Regions from separate parts of the Homo sapiens genome. Here region 2 is linked to region 1. Evidence: read pairs that join two places in POLR2A ChIA-PET (ENCODE). Cell type or tissue: PC-3. All regions are shown on one strand. Each heading gives the region's core, and the rest is flanking DNA. Links, peaks and the distances in the headings are about the cores only.

Evidence for each region. ChIA-PET counts read pairs that join two places held together with the same protein. Peaks named below come from ENCODE experiments on the same cell type or tissue, not always from the same donor. Only the 100,000 strongest peaks of a DNase experiment are listed, where the experiment ranks them.
Region 2: POLR2A ChIA-PET joins it to region 1 with 15 read pairs; 1 of 35 experiments calls an interaction of 5 or more read pairs at or near these places.

What each region holds. Positions count from the first base shown.
Region 1 is chr11:46,313,312-46,317,696 of GRCh38, reverse strand. It overlaps CREB3L1 (cAMP responsive element binding protein 3 like 1), which reads right to left. Exons shown (of 12, transcript NM_052854.4): 9 at 1,312-1,411; 10 at 210-336. Among named protein-coding and RNA genes, the nearest start is that of DGKZ, 32 kb to the left of the region's middle. In PC-3, for the core only: a CTCF peak has its summit at 2,369 (motif pointing right); a DNase peak (open chromatin) is centred at 2,416.
Region 2 is chr11:47,942,618-47,947,002 of GRCh38, reverse strand. No RefSeq gene overlaps it. Among named protein-coding and RNA genes, the nearest start is that of PTPRJ, 36 kb to the left of the region's middle. RefSeq lists enhancers at 1-486, 2,752-3,046 and a silencer at 322-487. In PC-3, for the core only: no CTCF peak of the experiment used is centred there; no DNase peak of the experiment used is centred there; H3K27ac peaks cover 1,494 bases.

The DNA.
Region 1 (4,385 bases), core at 72-4,071:
TCTGTATTTTAGTCCCAATTCTACCACAAACACTGAGCAAAGCATAGACTCTCTTTGGGCCTCGGTTTCCCCATCTGGAAAATGAGGCAAAATGAGATAATGCTGACCCCACACTTGGCTTCTCTCTTATGTCTGGCTTCTGCCTGGACACTGGGGCTGGGGCAGGGCAGCCTCAGCCCAGGGAGCTGGCATGACAGGCGGGCACTCACTCTGGCTGGCCGTGTAGACGCCGTCTGCGGCCAGGGGGTCTTCCTTCACAGTCTGGGAGCCGGAGGAGAACTCGGGAAGGCAGGGCACGAGGGAGCCCAGCACCAGAACAAAGCACAAGGCTGCCACCTGGTAGCAAAGAGAGAGTGGCATCAGATCTGGGGTAAGGAGGGGCCACGGCCCTGACCACCCCACTCCTCCTCTCCCAAACCAACAGGCACAAAAGTCTTAGCGTTTTCCCAAGGAAGCAGCTGCTCCAGTCGACCACTCCCTCCTACATGTGGGGTCTCCTATCCTCTCTGGGGAAGGCAGGGACAGCCCAGGCCATCCCAGCCCATTGTAGGGGGGTCGCCACAGGCAGTGCTAGAAGTAAGAGGGAAGTGGCCAATGTGGAGTCCCCTTACGGGGTAGAGGAATCAGGAAAGGAAGGAATAGGTGCAGGTGGGGCTTGGGGCTGGGACGAGGGAGGGGGACACACCGCCACATCACGTTCTCAGCAGGATTCTGAGGAGCCTGGCTAGCGGGAGGTGCTGAGAGCCACGGAGCCCACACTACCCCTGCCCATAGCCTGGTTCTGCTGCCTGACAGCTCGAGGGTCTCGGAGGGCCGGGGCATGCTGAGCCAGGCGGCAAGAGACTGGCCATTTCCAGAAGAAGATAGAAGAGGGACTGGAAGAGGTCTGAAACACGCCCTGGGAGCCTTCCGGGTTTCCAGGGGTTTCCTCAGCCTTTTCACTGCCATCTGTTCCAGAAAGAACCATGTCCGTTCTTCCCTGAGTCTCCCCAAGCCCTTCCCTGCACAAGGCCTGTGGAAGCCGCCTCCTCAAGGAACCTGCCCAGCTGTCCCCTAGCTGGGGCCACTGGAGTCACCTACACATCTACACTGTGTTAACCAGTCGGGGACCGGTGTGAGGCAGAAGGCACCATGGGCTTGGAGAAGGAGTCTGGAGTCTGCTAGAACCAGCCCACCAGGCGCCAGGATGGTGTACCCTGGGACGCTGCCCACGATGTTACCGATCCTTAAAGCTCTGCCCAACCCTGGAAAAAGCCAGCCTTGGGAAGAACTCTCCTCCTGTGGGTCTGTGGTGGAGGGAGCCACACCTACCATGAGGCAGGTCCCAGTCTGGGTGGCGGCCATCTTGTAAGGTCTGGAGATCTTGTTGGTGACCAGAGTCTGGAGTTTCTGCAGCTGCTGGAGCAGGGTCCTGAGGAGGGCACAGCAGTCAGCTGGCAGGCTTTGACCCCGCAGGCATCTCTGCCTCCTGGAGCTCTCCTAGGGGGCTGGCTCCAGACTTGGCCTCCACGCCAGGTGCCCGTTTCAGTCAAGATAGGAAAGGTCACCTCCTGCGTGGCTCCTCTGCAGAGTGGCCTGGCGCCTGGGGCCTGCCTCATGGTGACTGGCTGGGTCACCTTGTGGAAGCTCAGGCCTGCCCTGTGATGCTCCTGGCCAAGGGGGTTGGAGGAGGGAAGGCCTGCCCCCAGCTGCACAGATGCCAGCCTTCTTTTGCTTAACCGACACCTGCCACAGTTTCACTGACCTTCCCTCCCTGGCACCCCCAGCACCCTGAGCTGATAAGAAGGAGCTGTTTGGCACAGTGCCTGGTATGTAGTGAGTGTCTAGTAAATGGTAGCTATTGTTTTTGTTAGGTTTTTTGTTTTGTTTTGTTTTGAGACAGAGTCTCGCTCTTTCACCCAGGCTGGAGTGCAGTGGTGCGTTTGCGACTCACTGCAACCTCCGCCTCCGAGGTTCAAGTGATTCTCCTGCCTTAGCCTCCTGACTAGCTGAGACTACAGGCGTGCGCCACCATGCCGGCTAATTTTTGTATTTTTAGTAGAGACGGGGTTTTGCCAGGCTTGTCTGGAACTCCTGACCTCAGGTGATCCACCCGCTTCGGCCTCCCAAAGTGTTGGGATTACAGGCATGGGCCACCGTGCCCAGCCATTTTTGCTTTATTGCTGTGTTTGCTTTTATCACGGCACTTCGTTTATTTATATATCTCCACATCAGTCTCCTTTATTAACTGTGGCCTCCCTGAGGGTGAGGACCGGGTCCCACTCAGCGTGGAATCTTCTGGGTGCATACAGAATGCGTTCAGCACAGGCTTGGTGGGCAAATGTTTAATCTCTCTCCACCCAAACGGGCACGTAGGGGTTGCAGTTCCCACAATGTACAGCAGGTGGCGAAATAACTACAAGGGCTTGGACCTACTTTGGGCCAGAAAGGAACCCCAGCCAGAGACAGAGGGGTGGGGTGGGGGGTCAGGTGGGATTCTCCAGGCCAATCAGGGAACAGAGGAGTGGCTGGATCCCGCTGGAGAAGCTGGGGGAGAAGGAAGGAAAGAAGGAAAAAGTCTTGTGTTGAGCACCTGCTGCATACCAAGGCTGTTGTCTAGGTTATTGTAATTAATCCCAGCAAATAATTATTAAAGACCTACCACAGGCTCATGGCTGGGCACTATCAGGAATTTGGAATGAAAATAATGGTGGGGTGTGGTGGCTCACGCCTGTAATTTCAGCACTTGTGGGAGGCTGAGGCAGGAGGATTACATGAAGTCAAGAGTTCAAGACCAGCCTGGCCAACATAGTGAAACCCTGTCTCTACTAAAAATACAAAAATTAGCCGGGTGTGGTGGTACACGTCTGTAATCCCAGCTATTTGGGAGGCTGAGGCATGAGAATTGCTTGAACCCAAGAGGCGGAGGTTGCAGTGAGCCGAGATTGTGCCACTGCACTCCAGCCTGGGCGACAGAGCAAGACTGTGTCTCAAAAAAAAAAAAAAAGTAAATAAAAATAAAAAAGTAAAAATAATGAAAGAAGGCCAGGTGCAGTGGATCACACCTATAATCCCAGCACTTTGGGAGCCAAAGCAGGAGGTATGCTTGAGTCCAGGAGCTGGAGACCAGCCTGGGCAACACAGCAAGACCACGTCTCTACAAAATACTTAAAATTAGCCAGGGGTGGTGGTGTGCGCCTGTGGTCCTAGCTACTTAGGAGGTTGAGGGGGGAGAATCAGGAGTTTGAGGCTGCAGTGAGCTATGATCACCCCACTACGCTCCAGCATGGGCAACAGAGTGAGACCCTATCTCAAGAAAATAAATAAATAAAAATAATGAAAGAAGAATAAAAGCTAACATGAATTGCACATTTCTAAATGCCAAGCATCAGGCTGGATCCTTTATTCGCAGGATCTTATTAATACCCTCACATCCATCCTATGAGATAATGTTTCTTTTCTTTCTTTTTTTTTTTTTTTGAGACAGAGTCTCACTCTGCCACCCAGGCTGGAGTACGGTGGCACCATCTCAGCTCACTGTAACCTCTGCCTCCCGGGTTCCAGTGATTCTTTTCCCTCAACCTCCTGAGTAGCTGGGATTACAGGCATGCACCACCACATCCGGCTAATTTTTGTATTTTTAGTAGAGATGGGGGTTTCACCATGTTGGCCAGGCTGGTCTCGAACTCTTGGCCTCAAGTGATTTGCCCGCCTCCGCCTCCCAAAATGCTGGGATTACAGGCGTAAGCCACTGTGCCTGGCCCTATGAGATAATGTTTCTATCATCCCCATTTAGACGAAGAAACAGGGGCCCAGAGATATTTAACGATTTCTCCAGAGTCACAAAAATGGCAGAGCAGCGTAAGAACCCAGAGCTGTGACTTGACGTGGCTGCTACCTGCCAGGCACTGTCCTGCTGTCTCTATACTCCTGTTTCTCAAACTTCATAGTACATGTGAATCACCCAAGGACCTTGTGAATGTGCAGTTTTTAGCTCAGTAAGTCTGGAGAGAGTTCTGAAATTCTGCATTTTTTTTTTTGAGACAGAGTCTGGCCCAGGCTGGAGTGCAGTGGCACAGTGTCAGCTCACTGCAACTGCCGCCTCTCGGATTCAAGTGATTCTTCTCCCTCAGCCTCCCGAGTAGCTGGGATTACAGGCGCCCACCACCACGCCCAGCTAATTTTCTATTTTTAGTAGAGATGGGGTTTCACCATGTTGGTCAGTCTGGTCTCGAACTCCTAACCTCAAATGATCCACCCCCCTCATCCTCCCAAAGTGCTGAGATTACAAGCGTGAGCCACCGTGCCCAGCCTGCATTTCTAACAAGCTCCTAGGTGATGCTGATGTTGCCTGTCTGGGTCAGCTGGCTTTGAGTAACAAGGATTTACACCAGTGGTTCTCAAAC
Region 2 (4,385 bases), core at 175-4,174, 1.6 Mb before region 1:
CAGGCTAATGAAATCATTTATTTAATGATTTAATAGCTTAGTGTTTAAGAGCACAAACTCTGCCTTCCTCAGCAGCTACCTCTGCCTCTTATGCAACCTGGAGCAAGTTTCTTATCATCTCTGGTCACAATTTGCCCATCTGTAAATGGGAACAATAATAGTATCTCCCTCCTAGGAGTGAGAAAACTTAGAATAGTATGTGGCATGTCCATGGGGTTCCTCTAACACACCTGGTCTCACTTTAAGGCCTTTGCATTTGTTGTTTTCTTTTCCCTCCCTTCTCTCTCTCTCTTTTTTTAAGGCACAATCTCACTTTGTCACCCAGGATAGAGTGCAGTGGTGCCATCTCGGCTCACTGCAACCTCTGCTTCCCAGGTTCAAGCAATTCTGCCTCAGCCTCCCAGTAGCTGGGATTACAGGCATACACCACCATGCCTGGCTAATTTTTGTATTTTTGGTAGAGACGGGGTTTCGCCATGTTGGCCAGGCTGGTCTCAAACTCCTGACCTCAGGTGATCCACCCACCTCGACCTCCCAAAGTTCTGGGCTGCAGGTGTGAGCCACCGCGCCTAGCCGCCACATTTGTTGTTTTCTATGCTTAGAATGCTTTTGCCTCAGACAGCCACATGGCCAGCTCTCGCACCTAATTCAGGTATTTACTAAATATTAATCTTCCCAGTGAAGCCTACAATGGCCAACCCTTCTAACTGCTCCTCCTCCAATACTCTTTAACCCCTTTCCCACTTTTCCTCCTTAGCACTTATCACCATCTAGCATGTATCTTCTCTATTGATCTCTCCCCAACCACAATGGATTTTAAGTTCCATTGTTGTCTGTTTTCTTCATTGCTGTATTCCCAAGACCTAGAAAAGTGCCAGCACATAGCAGTTCTCAATATACATATAGGGGGCCAGGCAGGGTGGCTCACTGCCTGTTATTCCAGCACTTTGGGGCTGAGGAGGGAAAATCGCTTCAGCTCAGGAGTTGAAGACCCACCTGGGCAACGTAGTGAGACCCTGTCTCTACAAAATAAAAAAATACAAAAATTAGCCAGGCGTAGGGGTGTCTGCCTATAGTCCCAGCTACTCGGGAGGCTGAGGCATGAGGATTGCTCGAGCTCAGGAGGTCGAGGCTACAGTAAGCCTTGATCATAATGACTATACTCCAGCCTAGGCCACAGAGCGAGAGACCCAGTCTCAAAAAAAAAAAAAAAAAAAAAAAAGACTGGGTTCAGTGGCTTACATCTTTAATCCTACCACTTCAGAAGACTAAGGCAGGAGAACCACTTGAGCTCAGGAGTTTGAGACCTGCCTGGGCAAGATAGTGAAAATCTGTCTCTACTAAAAAAAAAAAAGGCCGGGAGCAGTGGCTCACGCCTGTAATGCCAACACTTTGGGAGGCCGAGGCGGGCGGATCACCTGAGGTCAGGAGTTGGAGACCAGCCTGACCAACATGGTGAAACCCCGTCTCTACTAAAAATACAAAAATTAGTCGGGCGTGATGGCACATACCAGTAGTCCCAGCTATTCAGGAGGCTGAAGCAGGAGAATCACTTGAACTCAGGAGGTAGAGGTTGCCGTGAGCTAAAATTGTGCCACTGCACTCCAGCCTGGGTGGGCAACAAAGCAAGACTCCGTCTCCAAAAATGAAAAACTTAAAAAAAAAAACCCTCAGCCTGGCCAACATGGTGAAACCCTGTCTCTACCAAACAATCCAAAAATTAGCCAGGTGTGGTGGCATGCGCCTATAGTCCCAGCTACTTGGGAGGCCGAGGCAAGAGAATTGCTTGAACCCAGGAGGCAGAGGTTGCAGTGAGCCAAGACTGCGCCACTGCACTCCAGCCTGACCGACAGAGTAAGACTCTGTCTCACAAAAAAAAAAAATTAGTCAAGTATGGTTGCACACGCTTGTAGTTCCTGCTATCCTGCTATTCGGGAGTCCGAGGTGGGAGAATCACTTGAGCCCCAGCAAAACAAAACAACCAACCAACTATATGTGTGTGTGTGTTTGTGTGTGTGTGTGTGTACATACACCTATGTGGAATGAATGGAAATGAATGTCAACTTATTCACCATTTTTTTTTAGGCAGATGGCCAATAAATACTGTATGTGAATCAACAGACAGTGGTGAGAACCAAGGAAGTTTTCAACCCCCACCTAAAGGCATTTAAATTCAAATTTAAAAGAGAACTTAATTTAGATTCAAAAGATAACCAGCCAACCACCTCTCTAGGCTGCATTCCCTGGTTCCAGTCTGTAACTGTAAATTTCTCTTATCTCCCACTTGATCTTTCTGATTTTAAAATATCCAAATATTAATATGATTCAGAGCCCTTTATTCTTCTGAAAATGTTTTTCCTCCATGAGGGCACTACCATGACATCAAGACCCCAGGTGGCTTCACAGGTTCAACAGTCAGTTCCAATCCTTACTAGCTGCTCTATTCTGGGCTAATGTGCTGCCCTTTTAATTCCTCCAAGATTCAGCTGGGGGTAACTCACCAGTGCCTTCCCAAAGCCTAGCAGAGCTCCTGACACAAGGGAATGAGTGAGGGAGTGAATGAAAACGTGATGGCTCAGAGGAGGCAGTCACAAGGGCCCACGGTATCTTCTTAGTCTCCATTATTGAATCTTAGTCTCCATTATTTAATCTCCAGTAACCTCCTAGGGAGGAACCACTGTCCAGTTGGAATCTCCCTCCAGGAATACTATTTCTCCCTGACTCCCCAAGGGTGAAGGTCTGCTAAAAAGACACCCAATTCACATCACTAAAAAGAACTCCTAGCGCAGTCCGCTGCAACTGCGAGATTGGGGTGACCCCACCCTCGTCCTCAAAGACAATGGGCGGGGATTTGCCCTGAGTTCTCAGAAAGGCCCTCCTGGTGACTTTTCCAAACAAAGCCAGGCAGCTCCAAAAGTAGGGAGGCTTCAGTCCTAGACACGGAAATCGCCGGGACTCCTCCCACCCTCCCCACCTCCGCCACGTGGCATTTTCTCATTAAAAGAGAAGGAATTAAGTCCCCGTGTCACACCCCGCCCCCCCCCCCACACACACACATAGATGGAGAAATGGAGCCTACATGGCTTTAAATTAGAATTTTCACCAGCTGTGTGGCCTTGGAGTTCTCTGAGCCTGTGTCTTTTCAGCTGTGAAAAAGCAAGAATAATGGAGTGACCTAATTGGTTGCTGGGAAAACTAAATGCAAACCACGCCTTCTCCTGACTTGGCCCACCCCCACCCTTAGCCTGTCCCCCTCCCTCTCTCTGTCTTCCCCCCACCCCCTCCCACCTATAATAATTGCCATTATTAGCCGAGCGGGTGGCTCACGCCTGTAAGCCCAGCACTTTGGGAGGCCGAGGCGGGTGGATCACCTGAGGTCGGGAGTTCGAGACCAGCCTGACCAACATGGAGAAACCCCGTCTCTACTAAAAATATAAAATTAGCCGGGCATGGTGGCGCATGCCTGTAATCCCAGCTACTCGGGAGGCTGAGGCAGGAGAATCGCTTGAACCCGGGAGGCGGAGGTTGCAGTGAGTGGAGATCACGCCATTGCACTCCAGCCTGGGCAACGATAGCGAAACTCCGACTCTAAAAGAAAATAGTAATACTAATAATAATTGCCATTATTATTGTTATTAGGGTTACTCCAGTGAATGTGAAACCAAGACAGCCAGCCCCACGCCAGCTCTCAGTACCCACCGCCACCCTGCCTCTTAAAGCAAAGAACTTGGAAAAGCAAATTCACTGTAACAGATGCGTGTCTGTGCAGCTTCACTGAGATTTCAGCAGACCCCGTGTGTGTGTGTGTGTGTGTGTGTGTGTGTGTGTGTGTGTGTGTGTGTGTTAAACAGGTCTCACTGTGTTGTCCAGGCTGGAGTACAGTGACGTGATCTCAACTCACTGCAACCTCCGCCTCCCAGGTTCAAGTGAGTCTCCTGCCTCAGCCTCCCAAGTAGCTGGGATTACAGGTGCCCGCCACCACGACTGGCTAATTTTTGTATTTTTAGTAGAGACAGGGTTTCACCATGTTGGCCCAGGCTGGTCTCAAATTCCTGAACTCAAGTGATCCGCCCGTCTCAGCCTCTCAAAATGCTGGGATTACAGGCTTGAGCCACCGCGTTCGGCCATAATTATCCTTTTTTAAAAAAGTAATTTTGTTTTGTTGAGCCCAGATCTTTCTCTATCACCCAGGCTGGAGTGCAGTGGCATGATCACGGCTCACTGCAGCCTCAATCTTCCCAGCTCAAGTGACCTCAGCCTACAGGTGTGCTCGCGCCATCACACTCAGCTAATTTTTTTCTTTTTTGTGGAGATGAAGTGTCACTATGTTGCCCAGGCTGGTCTCAAACTCCTGGGCTCAAGCAATTTTCCCTCCTCAGCCTCCC